Linked DNA regions of Homo sapiens: region 2 is linked to region 1. A link is an interaction called in ENCODE POLR2A ChIA-PET data of the cell type or tissue named here. Cell type or tissue: K562. All regions are shown on one strand. Each heading gives the region's core, and the rest is flanking DNA. Links, peaks and the distances in the headings are about the cores only.

The links. ChIA-PET counts read pairs that join two places held together with the same protein. Peaks named below come from ENCODE experiments on the same cell type or tissue, not always from the same donor. Only the 100,000 strongest peaks of a DNase experiment are listed, where the experiment ranks them.
Region 2: POLR2A ChIA-PET joins it to region 1 with 5 read pairs; 11 of 35 experiments call an interaction of 5 or more read pairs at or near these places.

Annotation. Positions count from the first base shown.
Region 1 is chr22:20,968,906-20,977,299 of GRCh38, reverse strand. It overlaps AIFM3 (AIF family member 3), which reads right to left. Exons shown (of 21, transcript NM_001386814.1): 3 at 3,780-3,993; 4 at 3,433-3,542; 5 at 3,128-3,237; 6 at 3,004-3,048; 7 at 2,679-2,775; 8 at 2,484-2,596; 9 at 1,522-1,608; 10 at 994-1,085; 11 at 762-892; 12 at 534-649; 13 at 362-433; 14 at 205-268. Among named protein-coding and RNA genes, the nearest start is that of AIFM3, 5.8 kb to the right of the region's middle. RefSeq lists a silencer at 5,201-5,392. In K562, for the core only: no CTCF peak of the experiment used is centred there; DNase peaks (open chromatin) are centred at 3,576, 4,679 and 5,817; H3K27me3 peaks cover 3,784 bases.
Region 2 is chr22:20,905,122-20,913,515 of GRCh38, reverse strand. No RefSeq gene overlaps it. Among named protein-coding and RNA genes, the nearest start is that of CRKL, 8.1 kb to the left of the region's middle. RefSeq lists an enhancer at 3,362-3,541. In K562, for the core only: no CTCF peak of the experiment used is centred there; no DNase peak of the experiment used is centred there.

The DNA.
Region 1 (8,394 bases), core at 1,685-6,684:
AGCATCCACTGTGCCAGGCCTGGGCTGAGCCCAGTACATACCTTCCCCAACAGCTCCGTAAAGTGGGGGCGGTTGGGGGTTCCCATTTGACAGATGTGGTGGAAACTGAGGCTCTGGGAGGGGAAGGGACTAGCCCAAGGTCACATGTGAGCATGTGCAGACGGCTGGGCTGCTTTGTGCCTGCCTGCCCACACACCAACTCACCAATGCCCACCACGCAGACGTCAGCCCGCACGACCTTGCTGCTCTTCAGCACAACCTCCTTCAGCTGTGGGGAGTGGGTGGATAAACAGGTGGACCCAGCTCCCAGGCTCAGGGGACAGAGGACAGAAAGCAGCAGGGAGAAGGGAGAAGGGCCCACCTTTCCCTCCTGGCCCCGCAGCTCAGACACCTCCGTCTGCATGTAGAACTTCACCCGGTTGTTCTCAAACATCTGTCAGGGCAAGTGGGCAGGTGGGCGGTGGATGAGAGCCCAGCCAGGGGCCGGGCTGGGCCCCAGGGCTCCAAGGCACTGGGTGCTGGGGTGGGCTCACCTTCATGAGGGCACGACCCACGCGCTCCCCCAGGAACCTCCTGAAGGGCGTCTCCTCCAGCTCCACCACAGACACAGAGTGGGCCTTCTCCGTCAGGTAAGCGGCCACCTCCATCCCTGGTGATGGGCAGGGGGTGGCAGGCTGGCACCTGCACCTTCCTCGACCAGAACTTCCCTGGGACTGGCCATGACGACCTGACCACCATCTCCACTGCCCACTACCTCTCACCCAGGAAGCCGGCTCCCACGACGACCACGTTGCGGCCTCGGGCCAGCCTCACCACGCGATTGGCATCCTCTGGCGTCCGGATAGTGAACACGTTCTCCACTTCTTTGCCTTTGCAGCTCAGAGTCTTGGGGCTGAGACATGGCCGTGTCAGTGAGGGCCTCCTGGCAGCCCCAGCCCCGTCCAGGCCAGTGCCCTGCCTAGTGTCCGATGGGTAAAAAGGAGACCCTCCCACCTGCTCCCTGGTGCCAGCAGCAGCTTGCTGTACTCCAGCTTGAAGCCATCCTTGAACACGACCTTCTTAGTTCTCACGTCCACTGTGACCACCTGCAATCCCCACCAGGCAGAGCATGAGCTTGGGCATGGGGCTGGGCCTCGCCGCCCACTCCCCGGTCCTGCAGTACACCCACAGCCCAGCCACAGCCTCTGAGAAGCTCCCATTAAAACAGATCCTGCCACCTGGGCTTCATTCTTTACGCTTCAGACATCACCTTCCCCTCAAACCTCTCCTTACCCTCCCAAGTCCCACCAGTATCTCCTATCCAGCCCTGATCGTTCATCTCCACACACCGTGGGGCTCTGTGTGTGCCTATGACCCATCAGGAAAAAGCTCCTTGCTGTCTCCCAAGCCTGGAGCACCTCCCAGGTGCCTGGGCTGTGGGGCCAGGAAGGTAGAGCACCAAGACCCCACCCCAGGGGCCCACACAACCTCACGGTTCCCACCTTCCCTCCTCGGGCCTGTTTCCCACCCTTGACCCTGTACCTGAGCCTCGGTGAGCACCTCGATGCCATAGGCTCGGAAAAACTCCTTGGGCCTCAGGGCCAGCTGCTCAGGCTGTGTGTCCAGGGACTGCAGGGGAGAGCCAGCTTGAGAGGAGCCAGTTTACAGCAGAAGACACTGGGGCCCAGGGAAGGTGGGGCCAGCCCCAGTCACATAGGGGCTGCAGGACAGAACTCAGCAAACCCAGATCTGGCCAGGCGCAGTGACTCATGCCTGTGATCCCAACACTTTGGGAGGCTGAGACAGGAGGATCGCTTGAACCAGGAGTTCAAGACCAGCCTGGGCAGCATGACAAAAATGACCTCATTTCTACAAAAAATACAAAATATTAGCCAGGCATGGTGGTGCGCGCCTGTAGTCCTAGCTACCCGGGAGGCAGAGGTGGGAGGATCGTTTGAGCCCGGGAGGTGGAGGTCGACGCTGCAGTGAGCCGTGAGACAGGCACTGCTCTCCAGCCTGAGTGACAGAGCAAGACTCTGTCTCAAAAAAAGAAAAGCCAGGTGCAGTGGCTCACACCTGTAATCCTAGCACCTTGGGAGGCTGAGGTGGGCGGATGGGCTGAGCTCAGGAGTTCAAGACTGGTCTGGGCAACATGGTGAAACCCCATCTCTACTAAAAATACAAAAAATTAGCCAGGCATGGTGGTGGTGCACACCTGTAATCCCAGCTACTCGGAAGGCTGAAGCATGAGAATCGCTTGAACCCAGGAGGTGGAAGTTGCAGTGAGCCGAGAAGGCGCCACTGCATCCCAGCCTGGGCGACAGAGTGAGACCCTGTCTCAAAACAACAACAACAAATCTAGATCTTTTGGGGGTACCACGGACAGGCCTGGCATAAGCAGGGAGGGCAGCCGGCCAGACCCCAATGGGGTGACAAGCAAGGCTTGAAGTGGGCTTAACTGGGACCCAGAGGGATAGGGTCCCTACTTGCCCCACCCCCTGTACCTTGCTGAGCTTGGGACGGTCGTAGGGAAGGTGCCGGTCTAGCGTGCACAGGACGATCCGGTCGGAGAAGCCCTCCTGCCGCAGTGTCTCTGCACACACCAGGCCAGCTGCACCTGAGGGGAGGGGCCCGTGGGCCAGGAACCACTTCTCACCAATCCCATCTCCCACCCTGCCCCTCATGACCCCACTACCAACCTGCACCCACAATGAGCACATTGGTGCTACTGCTGTACCCAGCACTTGGAGAGATACACTTGGCCATCACCTTGGTCCTTCGCTGCAGCTGTAGGGCCTGTGGGTGCCAGGAGGGTGGAGGGTCACTGCCATCCTCTGCATGCCATCATCCTGGCAGGCAGGTCCTGGCGCTCCAGCCCAGCCTCATCCCTACCGCAACCCCTCACTCTGCTCCAGTGACACGTGCCAAGCTCCTCCCACCACAGGGCTTTGCACATGGCATTCTCTGGGCCAAGATGCCCTCCCGGCTCCTCCCTTCTGCCTGAGCCCCGAGCTATCCCCTCACCTGCTTGCTGGCCCGGACGTACACCTTCTCCTTCTCAATCTTCACCTGCAAGGGCTGCATTGCTCAGGACCAGCCCCGAACCCCACACCCCCAGGTTCCCACCCCATCGCACTCCTGGCCCCACCTGGAACTTGTGTAGACTGTCCAGGCCAGGGAAGTCCTCCAGGTCCCCAGTGCTGATGTTGAAGCAGGCGCCGTGCCAGGGGCAGCGCACCCGACCACGGGACAGAACGCCTGGGAAGGGGAGGTGTTAGGCTGCGCCCACCAGCAGGGGTTGCTTCCCAAGGATCTCAGTGCCCCGGCAACTGCGGGCCCCTCCCCACAGCCCAGGAGACTTCACTAATAGATGAAGATCCTGGGGTCTGGGGAGGAGCCAAGCTGGCATGGGGCCTGGAAGGTCCCCCTCACGCCTCCCACCTGACAGCTCACCTTTCACCAGGGGTGCGCCGTAGTGCGGACACTTATGGCCCAGGGCGTGGAACTCCCCATTGTCCTTCACCAGCAACACCTTCCCCCAGCCCAGCTCCACTTCCCGCATCCTGGGGAACCGCAGCACTCAGAGGTCAGGCCAGACACCAGGCACAACCTCCTGGCAGCTCCTCCCAGTGTCCAGCCTTCTGGGGAGCAGGCCCAGACCGGTAGAAGCCACAAAGGCAGTGACCAGGGCAGCAGCTGGTCATAGCCCCTTCAGGCCAACCCCGACCCCCGGCTATGGCCCCCTCACCCTCCCACCTTGGGACCCCTGATCCCCGCTCCCAGGCAAGCCCAGAACCCACTGGCCATTCTCGAGGTCCTTGACGTGGCAGACAGCAGCCTCCACGCAATCCTGAGGGCTGGGGTAGGGGTGAGGGGTGGACAGGCGCTCCTCCGTGTGGAAGTGGCGGGCCGTGCCATTGCCCTGGTAGGCCCGGGGGCTGCCCTTCCCACTGGCCGACAGCTCCTCCTTGCCTCGCTCCTTCTCAGGCAGCACCACCTCGATCTTGAGCTCCACTGTGGGCAAGGCAGCGCCTTGAGCCCCCCACCTCAGCCAACTTCCTCCCCCATCCCTCAAGCTGGGTGCAGAGGCCAGCTCCTCGGGGTGCCAGGAGGCTCAGCCCTGCCTGGCAACCTCCCCAGAATTCCCTCTGCACCACCAGCCCAGCAAAGAGCCTTAAACCTGGCACGAAGCAGCGGAGGGGCATGGATGGGTGGGGGTGCTCCCGGGTCTGCTTGAATTCGTTTCTGCATGTCTCTTTTTTCTTTTTTTTTTTGAGACAGGGTCTCACTCTGTCGCCCAAGCTGTAGTGCAGTCATGCAATCTCGGCTCGCTGCAGTCTCTGCCTCCTGGGTTCAAGTGATTCTCCCATCTCAGCCTCCCCAGTAGCTGGGACTTCATGTGCATACCACCACGCCAGAGGTGTGGCGTGACAGGGTTGGTAGAGACAGGGTTTTGCCATGTTGGCCAGGCTGGTCTCAAACTCCTGACCTCAAGTGATCTGCCCGCCTCAGCCTCCCAAAGTGCTGGGATTACAGGCTTGAGCTACCACACCCCGCCTCCTTTTTCAATTACAGTGTTAGTGAGGGGGACACAGAGCTGAGTTCCTTCGACCCTGCAGTTCTCCTGGCTGCAGAAACCTCTGTGGCAGAAAGAACCCTGAGGCCCTACAGTCCTGCATCTTCTGATGGACAATGACAATGTCCCTGACATCTCAGGGTATGACTCATGTACATACAGGAATTCAAAAGTGGCAGCAGCTCAGTTCCCAGCCAGTGAATCTGGGTGACAGGAAGTCAAGGGTTCATTGTTCTAGTCTTACAACTTTCCCATATATTTGAATTTTTTTCAAAAATTAAAAAAAATGTACACAGCATAATTCACAGCATAATTTCAACTTCTTCTTTTTTTTTTTTTTTTGAGATGGAGTTTCGCTGTTGTTGCCCAGGCTGGAGTGCAATGGTGCGATCTTGGCTCACTGCAACTTCCCCCTCCCAGGTTCAAGCGATTCTCCTGCCTCAACCTCTTGAGCAGCTGGGATTACAGGCGTGTGCCACCACACCTGACTAATTTTTGTATTTTTAGTAGAGACAGGGCTCCATGTTGGTCAGGCTGGTCTCGAACTCCTGACCTCAGGTGATCCACCCGCTTCGGCCTCCCAAAATGCTGGGATTACAGGCGTGGGCCACCACTCCCGGCCCGATTTCAACTTCTCAAAATAGCTCTTCTCACCAATTTGAGAATCCTTCATCACTAACCAGGTGCTGGGTTTTCAGTGTCCTCGTGTGCCCTGGGGGTGAACCTGAGCATGGGAATGCATGTGGATGGCACAGAGGGGGCACAGCCCCCCCCCCCCACAGCCTCCATACAGAGCCACTTCCCCAGCGTGCCCACGGGGCCAGCTCTAGCGGGGAGTGAGCCAGAGATTGCCATTTTCTTCTTTATACTTTTGCACATTTTCCAAATTCCCTGTGATGTGCCTGGGATATTTTTCTAATTAGAAGGGAACAATAAACAGAATTTTTAGCAGCAATAATCTGGCCTCCCAGGCTGCTGCTGCAGGGAGGAAGCTGAGTGATGGACACTAAGCCCCTGGCACAGCATGGGCCCGATGCTGGAGCAGGAGGTACCTCTCTCACTTCCCAAGGCACCAGCACCTCTGGGTTTTACCTCTCATCCCTTCCACCTCAGAACTGACACTCCAGAAACCAAGAACCCAGAGAGGCTGCCGAGATGCACCTCCAGGCCTTTGCCTGAGCTGTCCCCTGGGCTGGGGCTGCCATCCTTCCTATCTACCCAGACAAGGCTCAGGAGTTGCCTCTCCTGGCTGCCCAGCCCATCCATCATCTCATGCTCTGCTAAATCCTCCACGCTGGCCAGGTCCCCTCCCCAGCCCCAAGTCCCAGCCCTCAGCTCAGGCCCAGGCATAGCAGGGCACAGGGGCAAAGAAAAGGTCAGTTCCTTGACCCCAGCCCAGCAGGGAGGATGCAGAGCACAGAGCCACACTGAGGCCATCGTATCAGGTGGGGGGTTATGGGTGGGGCTTTCATTCCATTTTCTATACCTTATGTAATGGTGTTAGAATGTTTTTGGAAGAATTAAAAAGAGAAATACTTTGGACTTAGCTGACACCAGCTGTGGAAGCTGTGGGAGCTCACAAATAGCCTGGCAGGGGGGCCAGATAATGCCAAGCCAGGCTGCTCTCATCCTCCACCTCCTCCCAGAAGGCTCCAAGCCCACTCACTGATGCAGTCTAATGGAAGCCATTAAGTCAGGGGCCCTTTGGAAAGGTAGAGGGGAGAGGCGTCTCTGCTCACCCACAAAACTGGATCAGCCCCAGCTCCATGACTTCTGGCTGCCCATAAGACCTGCCTTAGCCCCTTTGGGCCTTAAGATGCCTTTATTATAAAATGGAGAGAAGGCCAGGTGTGGTGGCTCATGCCTGTAATCCCAACACTTTGGGAGGCCAAGGCAGGAGGATCGCTTGAGTCCAGGAGTTCAAGACCAGCCTGGGCAACAGGGTGAGATGCAGTCTCTACAAAAAATTTAAAAATTGCCAGTTGGCCGGGAATGATGGCTCATGCCTGTAATCCCAGCACTTTGAGAGGCCGAGGCAGGCAGATCACTTGAGGTCAGGAGTTCGAGACCAGCCTGGCCAACATGGCAAAACCCAGTCTCTACTAAAAATATAAAAATTAGCCAGGCATGATGGCATGCGCTTATAATCCCAGCTACTTGGGAGCCTGAGGCAGGAGAATCGCTTGAACCTGGGAGGCGGAGGTTGCAGTGAGCCAAGATCAAGCCATTGCACTCCAGCCTGGGTGAGGGAGTGAGATTGTCTCTCAAAAAATAAAAAAGTTAAAAAAATAAATAAAATTGCCAGTCGTGGTGGTGCAGGCCTGTAGTCCCTGCTACTCAGGAGGTGGGAGGATCACTTGAGCCCAGGAGTTCTAGGTTGCTGCGAGCTATGATTATGCGACTTTACTCCAACCTGGGCAACAGAATGAGACCCCATCTCAAAAAATGAAAATAAAACAGAGAGAACAGCAAATGCCTACCTCGTTGGTGACAGTGAATGCTGAAGGAAATACTGTATGTAACCCAGAGTAGAAGCTCAATAGATGGAGTTGGGCAGCAGTGTTTTACCAGTTAGCTCTGAGCCTCCTAGCAGCCATGGTGAGGATGGAAAGCCTTTAGGTATCAGTTATGGCCTAATAAAAGGCAGGTGAACAGATGCTAAGAGAGCTGCACTTCCTCCTAGCTCTGAGCTAGGTGAGGGACTGGTCTGATACCTTCTTATCAACTACTCAGACAGGACACACAGGAGCACAGAGGGAACCCAGGAAGCAGGTGCTGATGCACACGGAGCCACAGAATCGAGTGGAGCAAGATAGAAAGTGAAGGATTTGCACAGAGGTCTTCTGCTTGATCTAGTCTCTTTGTGGCCCCTTAAGACCCCAGCTGAACCCTCAGGCCCCAAATGCTGTCACTCCCATATCTGGAAATTCCCTGAGCCTCATGCCTGACCTGCCCAGCATGGGCACCTGGGGCCTGAGCCTCTGGCTACAGCCCCACAGGGGAGGCCTGGCAGCACAGAGCCCAGCTCAGAAAAGGGATAACAAATAATATTCCTTGGGAGGCCGAGATGGGCGGATCACAAGGTCAGGAGATAGAGACCATCCTGGCTAACACGGTGAAACCCCGTCTCTACTAAAAATACAAAAAAATAGCTGGGCGTGGTGGCGGGCGCCTGTAGTTCCAGCTACTTGGGAGGCTGAGGCAGGAGAATGGCATGAACCTGGGAGGCGGAGCTTGCAGTGAGCCGAGATCACGCCACTGCACTCCAGCATGGGAGAAGGAGTGAACTCTGTCTCAAAAAAAAAAAATTCCGCAAGTGCTTCTGGTGTGCCAGGCCCTCATGCTAGGCACAACAGCCCCACTTTACAATGAGGATGCAGAGGCTCAGAGAGGGGAAATCACCTGCCCAAGGCCACACAGCCAGAAAGGGGCAGGGCTGGATTTGCCTAAGTTCTTAGGACTGCCTTTGGTGAGGGTGGCCACCCCCGACACTGGAAGTCCTGGGGCCACGGGTCCCAGGCAGGCCAGCCATTTGGGGTCCTTTAAAAGAACCTGCAGGTGGCATCTTCTGCCAGGGCCTCCTGCCAGCCCAGCGGTGCCACAGACGCCTGGTATGAGGCCAGCTGGCATCATCCCACCCACTGCTAGGGGGAGACAATGGACGTCATCTGCCCAAGGCACATTTTGAGGCAGAGAGGGATCCAGCCCAGGCCTAGGTGTCCACAGCACAGGAGCGGGGGAGGAAGAGTGGCTTCTTGGAGCAGAGGCAAGTGGGTCCCTCTGCCTGGTGGGTCATCACAGCCCTCCTCCCTCGCCCAAGTTCTCCCTTAGACCCAGGA
Region 2 (8,394 bases), core at 1,527-6,526, 64 kb after region 1:
CCTTAAATAAACTCTCTTTTTAGAAAAAAGTAAAGTCCGGGCACAGTGGTTCACACCTGTAATCCCAGCACTTTGCAAGGCTGAGGTGGGCAGATCACTTGAGGTGAGGAGTTCAAGACCAGTCTGGCCAACATAGTGAAACCCTGTCTCTACTAAAAATACCAAAATTAGCTGAGCATGGTGGCGCTCACCTGTAGTCCCAGCTACTTAGGAGGCTGAGACAGGAGAATAGCTTGAACCTGGGAGGCGGAGGTTGCAGTGAGCCAAGATTGTGCCACTACCCTCCAGCCTGGGAGACAGAGTGAGACACCATCTCAAAAAAAAAAAAAAAAAAAGAACCAAATATCTCTCATTTTGCTTCTAAATACTCCAGAGGGGAATAAGGTGTGGGTTAGATAAAAGTGAAACAAGAATGGCCATGTGAGATTGATAATTATTGAAACCAGGTGACATGATGCGAGGGTAGGGTTAATTATATTCTATAATACTTTTATGTATGTTTGGAATTTGTCATAATAAAATTTTTGTAAAAGATACTTTCCTTTATTTTTCCTTAGCACAGTTGAGACAAGCATAAAATAAACTTTCCAGGCTGGGCATGTTGGCTCATGCCTGTAATCCCAGCACTTTGGGAGGCCAAGGTGGGTAGATCACTTGAGCCCAGGTGTTCAAGTCCCAGCTACTCAGGAGGCTGAGGTTGGGGGATCATCTGAGCCCAGGAGGTCGAGGCTGCAGTAAGCCTTGATTGTGCCACTGCACCTCAGCCTAGGCAACAGAGCAAGACCCTGTCAAAAACATTCCAAAAAAAGTTACTAAATGCTGAGATAGCAAAACAGCAATGAGTAGAGAAACAGAAAGAAACCATTAAAAAAGCTGTAATAGGCCGGGCGCAGTGGCTCATGCCTGTAATCCCAGCACTTTTGGAGGCCGAGGTGGGTGGATCACGATGTAAGGAGATCAAGACTATCCTGGCTAACATGGTGAAAACCCATCTCTACTAAAAATACAAAAAATTAGCCGGGCATGGTGGCAGGCGCCTGTAGTCCCCGCTACTCGGGAGGCTGAGGCAGGAGAATGGCGTGAACCCGGGAGGCGGAGCTTGCAGTGAGCCGAGATTGCACCACTGCACTCCAGCCTGGGCGATAGAGCCAGACTCCGTCTCAAAAAAAAAAAAAAAAAAGCTGTAACATATAGATTTTGATTCTTCCTTAGCTTGCATATTCCCAGGGTTTCTAGATGGTATTATACTTAAACTCTTGTCTTCTAAAATAATTACAATCGCCAGACCAGCTGCGGTGGCTCATGCCTGTAATCCCAACACTTTGGGAGGCCGAGATAGGCAGATCAGCTGAGGTCAGGAGTTCAAGACCAGCCTGGCCAACATGGTGAAACCCCGTCTCTACTAAAGACCAGGCATGGTGGCACATGCCTGTAGTCCCAGCTACTGGGAAGGCTGAGGCAGGAGAATCGCTTGAGCCCAGGAGGTGGAGGTTGCAGTGAGCCGAGATCGCACCAATGCACTCCAGCCTTGGTGACAGAGTGAGACTCCGTATCAAAAAATAATAGCTACAGTTGCCACGTGTGGTGGCTCATGCCTGTAAACACAACACTTTGGAAGTCTGAGTCAGGAGGAGTGCTTGAGCCTAGGAGGTTGAAGCTGCAGTGAGCCCCAGATCATGCCACTGTATTCTAGCCTGGGTGACACAGTGAGACTGTGTCTCAAAAAAAAAAAAAAAAAGGGCTGGGTGTGGTGGCTCACACCTGTAATCCCAGCACTTTGGGAGGCCAAGGCAGGCAGCTCACCTGAGGTCAGGAGTTTGAGACCAGCGTGGTGAAACCCCATCTCTACTAAAAATAGAAAAATTAGCGAGGCATGGTGGCGTGCGCCTGTAGTCCCAGCTACTCAGGGGGCTGAGGCAGGAGAATCACTTGAACCTGGGAGGCAGAGGTTGCAGTGAACTGAGATTGCGCCACTGCACGCCAGCCTGGGTGACTGAGAGAGACTCTGTCTCAAAAATATATATATATTTTTATCATGGATTAGTTTCAGATGAATAATGTCATAAATAACCATAGGCTCTAAACACCTTATATTTTCCAGGGCTTTATAAATTTGCTCAACTAAGCCTTTTTCTGCTTCATACATGATTACCACCATCACTTGTTACCCATTTTAGCAGATTCCACTTTGGGTTATACTGAATTATTGTTTTCTCAACTTAAAAAGAATACGTATATATATAATGCACACACACACACACACATATATATGTAAAAACTCTGCAAGGCAGGCATTTGGTGCTGGGCTCTTACCTGTTCACTTGCCATTACTGAGGGAATCCTGGTTAGTTTCTTTTCCTCTGCTGACTAATATGCTTAAATTCAGCTGGTCATCACGTCTGGTCTGAGTTCAAGTCTTTTATTTATTTATTTTGTTATTGTTTGTTTGTTTTTTTGAGATGGAGTCTCGCTCTGTCGCCCAGGCTAGAGTGCAATGGCATGATCTCGGCTCACTGCAACCTCTGCCTCCTGGGTTCAAGTGATTTTCCTGCCTCAGCCTCCTGAGTAGCTGGGATTACAGGCGCGCGCCAACATGCATGGCTAATTTTTGTATTTTTGTAGACACTGGGTTTCACCATGTTGGGCAGGCTGGTCTTGAACTCCTGACCTCAGGTGATCCGCCTGCCTCGGCCTCCCAAAGTGCTGGGATTACAGGTGTGAGCCACCACACCCGGCCTATTTATTTATTTTTGAGACAGAGTCTCACTCTGTCACCCAGGCTGGAGTGCAGTGGCATGATCTTGGCTCAGTGCAACCTCTGCCTCCCAGGCTCAAGCGACTCTCATGCCTCAGCTTCCCGAGCAGCTGGAATGACAGGTGTGTGCCAACACGTCTGGCTAATTTTTGCATTTGTAGTAGAGACAGCGTTTCACCCTGTTGGCCAGGCTGGTCTCGAACTCCCGACCTCAGGTGATCTGCCTGCGTCAGCCTCCAAAAGTGCTGGATTACAGGCATGAGCCACTGTGCCTGGCAGAGGTTAAGTCTATTAGAGATGAGGGCCCACTGTGTTGCCCAGGCTGGTCTCGAATTCCTGGGCTCAAGCAGTCTGCTGTCCTTGGCCTCCCAAAGTGTTAGGATTACAAGCATGAGCCACCATACCCGGCCAACTTTTCAGAATATTGCCTATAGTTATTCCATGCACACTATTCAAGAGAAATGTATTTGTCAGTGATTTTATATTCAGCATTGGCACCTCAAATAAACAACAATTGAGCACTAATGGTAACATCTATCAAGTCGTTGATAATCAAGGAAAATCATTCAAAATCATTTTTCTTTGGACACTTTTCTTCTGCTACGACAAACACAATTTAATGAACTCACCGCCAGTAAGCAGCTTTCTTTGGCTAACACATAAGCCCCTTGGAAACTTACTTTTGCAGTTTCATTTTCATTTTTTCTTTTCTTTTTTTTTTTTGAAACAGGGTTTCACTCTGGCACCCAAGTTGGAGTGCAGTGGCATGATCACAGCTCACTGCAGCCTCTACCTCCAGGGCTCAAGTGATTCTCCCACCTCAGCCTCCCAAGTAGCTGGTACTATAGGCATGTGCCACCACACCTGCCTAATTAAAAAATTTTTTTTTGTACAGGCAGGGTCTTGCTATGTTGCCCAGTCTGGTCTCAAACTCCTGGGCTCAAGTGATCCTCCCACCTTGGCCTCCCAAAGTGTTGGGATTATAAGCATGAGCTACCACACCCAGCCTCATTTTTCATTTTTGTGCAGAAATTCTGATAAGATGTTCCATTTGAAATTTTCCTATTTTTTTTCTTTATTTCTTTCTTTTTTTTTTTTTTTCCTTTTTCTGAGACGGGTTTTGCTTTGTCACCCAGGCTGGAGTGCGGTGGCATGATCACAGCTCACTGCAGCCACGACTTCCTGGGCTGAGGCAGTCTTCCCACCTCAGCTTCCCAAGCAGCTGGGAGCACAGGCACATGCCACCACTCCTGGCCAATTTTTTTTTTTTTTTGGTAGTGATGAGGTCTTGCTGTGTTACCCAGGATGGTCTCAAATTCCTGGGCTCAAGCAGTTCTCCTGCCTCAGCCTCCCAAAGTGTTGGGATTACAGGCATGAGCCACAGCACCTAGCCAAAATTTTCCAATTTTTCTGACTGTTGCTTTCCTATAAATTGGTAATACTGTGATGACTGCTTAGTCTAAGTTAACATACATTTTATTCTTTTAGCACAGATACGGTGTCACTGCATAATAAACACAATACTTCGCAATTGTATGCTTTTTTTTTTTTTGAGACAGTTTTACTCTTGTCACCCAGGCTGGAGTGCAGTGGTGCAATCTCGGCTTACTGCAACCTCCGTCTCCCGGGTTCAAGTGATTCTTCTGCCTCAGCCTCCCAAGTAGCTGGGATTACAGGTGTGAGCCACTGCGCCCCCGACCTTGCAATTGTATACAGTAACAAAATAATCTACACTTTGCCTTGAAAGTGTGACATCCAAAGTCTACTTTTCTGGCCTGGTGTGGTGGCTCATGCCTGTAATCGCAGCACTTTGGGAGGCTGGGGCAGGAGGATCACTTGAGGTCAGGAGTTTGAGACCAGCCTGGGCAACATAGCAAGACCCCATTTCCACAAAAAATTTTTAAAAATTAGCTGTGCATAGTGGCCCCAGCTACTCAGGAGGCTGAGGTAGGAGAATTGCTTGAGCCCAGGAGGTCAAGGCTGCAGTTAGCTGTGATTAAACACCACGGCACTCCAGCTTGGGCATTGAGACAGCGAGACCCTGTCTCAAAAAAAGAAAATTATACTTTTCTTCTTTTGATACAAGAACGTGCATTGGCAATTTTTTTTTTTTTTTTTTTTGAGAAGGAGTCTTGCTCTGTCGCCAGGCTGGAGTGCAGTGGCATGATCTCGGCTCACGGCAACCTCCGCCTCCCAGGTTCAAGTGATTCCTCTACCTCGGCCTCCTGAGTAGCTGGGACTACAGGCACCCACCACCACACCTGGCTAATTTTTGTATTTTTAGTAGAGATGGGGTTTCACCATGTTGATCAGGCTGGTCTCGAACTCCTGACCTTGTGATCTGCCCACCTCAGCCTCCCAAAGTGCTGGGATTACAGGCGTGTGCCACCACGCCTGGCCAAAATACTGCTGAATTATAATTGCAGCACTCCAACTTGTAGTGCACTGAGCAGCAGCACAAAGGGATGAGAGTGCCAGGTACGTGTCTGCCACAACTACTCAACTCTGCCATTGTAGTGGGAAAGCAGCCACACTGTATGTGACTTTGTCCCAATAGGTTTAGGTACAGCTATATTCCAGGAAAACTTTATTTATGGGCCCTGAAATTTGAATTTCACATAATCTTCATGTATCATGAGATATTCTTTTGATTTTCCCCCCAACCGTTTAAAGATGTAAAAACCACTCTTGACTGGGTGCGGTGGCTCACGCCCAACACTTTGGGAGGCTGAGGTGGGTGGATCACCTGAGGTGAGACCAGCTTGATCAACATGGAGAAACCCTGTCTCTACTAAAAATACAAAAGTAGCCAGGCGTGGTGGCACATGCCTGTAATCCCAGCTACTTGGGAGGCTGAGGCAGGAAAATTGCTTGAACCCGGGAGGCAGAGGTTGCGGTGAGCCAAGATCGTGCCATTGCACTCCAGCCTGGGCAACAAGAGCAAAACTCCATCTCAAAACAAACAAACAAACAAAAAAACACTCTTTGCCCACAAGCCATAAAGGTAGAGTTGATGGGCAAGATTTGGCCCATGGGCCATTGTTTGCCAACTTTAGGTCAAAAATCTTCTATATTGAATGTGTGCCTTTTGTGTTGCTCCCAGTGTGACCCAGAACTTTTTTAAGGTCACTACCACAAATTCTTTTTTGTTTTTTTGAGACGGAGTCTTGCCCTGTCGCCGAGGCTGGAGTGCAGTGGCGCAATCTTGGCTCACTGCAACCTCCGCCTCCCATGCTCAAGCGATTCTCCTGCCTCAGCCTCCTGAGTAGCTGGGATTACAGGCGCCTGCCACCACGCCTGGCTAATATTTGTATTTTTAGTAGAGACAGGGTTTGACCATGTTGGTCAAGCTGGTCTCAAACTCCTGACCTCGTGATCTGCCCGCCTTGGCCTCCCAAAGTGCTAGGATTACAGGCGTGAGCCACCGTGCCCAACCTACTACCACAACTTCTAATAGATGTCTTCCCCTAAAAAAGACCCCTGATTATAACCACACAGCCTTGATAAATTCAATATTGGTTTGCATCTTACTTCATCTCTGTGTCTAGCCCAATTCTCTAGTTCAGAGTATTCAGTTCCAGATAGCCTGGCACATGATCCGGGCATATCCCACAGCACTGTCAACATCTGTGCCAGATGGAGCTCCCTCATCTAGTTATAGTATTCCAACCAGAAGGGTTACTTGAGCCATCAGAGTTAGGTTCTAGAACACAGAGCAAAGGCCAAATACTACCCATACCCACAACACAAAAACTGCCTCTCAGATATCGTGTTTCATCTGAGACTGAAGCTTAAAACACCGATTCTCAGTGCTGACTGAACATTTGATCACCTGCATAGCATAAAAAAACAACAACAACAAAAAGCCCAGTCCTGATCCCAGAAGACTGATTTATTTATTTGGCTTGCAGGGAGACCTGAGTACTATATTAAAAAAAAATAATGTATTAAAATGGTTCAAATATAAAGTGATACAAATGGTATTTATTGAGAAGTCCTGCTCCCATCCCATCCGACTTGGAGGACCCTATAGTTAACTACTTCTATTCATCTCTTGTGTATCACACAAATGTTTATGTAAGAATATTTTTATTTTCCCCCTTTCTTACACTAAAGGAAACATATCCACTCTTCTGCGTCTTGCTTTTTAAAAATCTAACAATATATCCTGGAATAATTTCCACATCAGCATTTTGAGAGTTTCCTTGTTGTTTGTTTGTTTGTTTTTATATTTGCATACTATTCCATTGTGAAGATAGACCATAGTCTATTTAACCAGTCTCCATACTTAGATATTTATTTCCAAACTCTCGTTACAAACAATGCCATAATGTATAACTTTGTGCATACATCATTTCATATGTATGCAGGCATTTCTGTAGGATGAATTCCCAGAAGTGGAATTAAATGATAGATTAAATGATAAATGTGCATCTATAGCTATGGTCAAATTGCCCTCCATGATGCTTTTAGCATTTGGTACTATTGCAGCAATATAGGAGAATACCTGTTTACTCACAGCTTCATCAACAGCGTGTGTCACAATGGGCTGGGATTATGCAGCAGTGGCTTAACTATTTCTGACACAGGGCAATGTTCCTCGGTGCAGCGGCTCAGATCCAGGGTGGTGAAACTCCCCCATCCTGAGGCTGCACCAAATGGAACACTTCACCTTCTCACTTAGTAGCTGAATTGGGGAACAGAACTGGAGAATCCCCATAGTTTGATTAATAGCACCAGCTATTAAATCCTTCAGCCCAGAGGAAAATATGTTAATTCTGCTCACATTTTATGGGCCAGAATGAGTCACATGCTAAGCCTAAATTCAGGGGGTGCAGGAAATTGTATAGTCCATATTCTCAGAAGTAGAGGAGAACTGGATATTAATAAAATTTTATGTTCAACTTTTAGACTCTTGCCAATCTGATAGGTGAAAAAAAATGTTCAAAGTAGTTTTATTTTGCATTGCTCTTATTAGGAGTGAGGTCAAGCATCTTTTCATATGTTCAAGGGCTATCATGAGTATTTATTAAAACTTCTAGCCAATTCTAATGTGCAACCAGGCTTGCACCTCCTGGGGCTTTCCTACTCAGTTTAGATTTTCTGAGAGAAACATCTTTTCCCTCCATGATTAGTAGGACCACAGTGACTGACCAAGGGAGAATTCGTTCTATAGCTGAGACTGCCTTTTATGTAATAGCAATAGGGTGTCTCATTATAAAATGGCTTTCAGTCAATAACCATAGCATTCTTGTTATATAACCTGTGTACCATAATGGGTGGCCAGATGGTCTTTCAGTAATAGAGCCAGAATTAGAAATCTTTGACTAAAAAACAACCAAGAGTCAATGCTTACTAAGAGTATTGCATCGATGCCTGTTATCATCATCTCTATTTGAAGGAGGAAGTATTTTATAATGGATCTTCACTGAACTCGAATCTTTGATAGGGTAAGATTTTTTTTTTTTTTTAATTGAGATAGGGGTCTCACTCTGTCACTCAGGCTGGAGTGCAGTGGCTTGATCTTGGCTCACTGCAACCTCCAACTTCCAGGCTCAAGTGATGCTCCCACACCAGCCTCCCGATTAGCTGTTCCCACAGGCATGTGCCAATCTGATAGGGTAAAATCTTTTAATGCT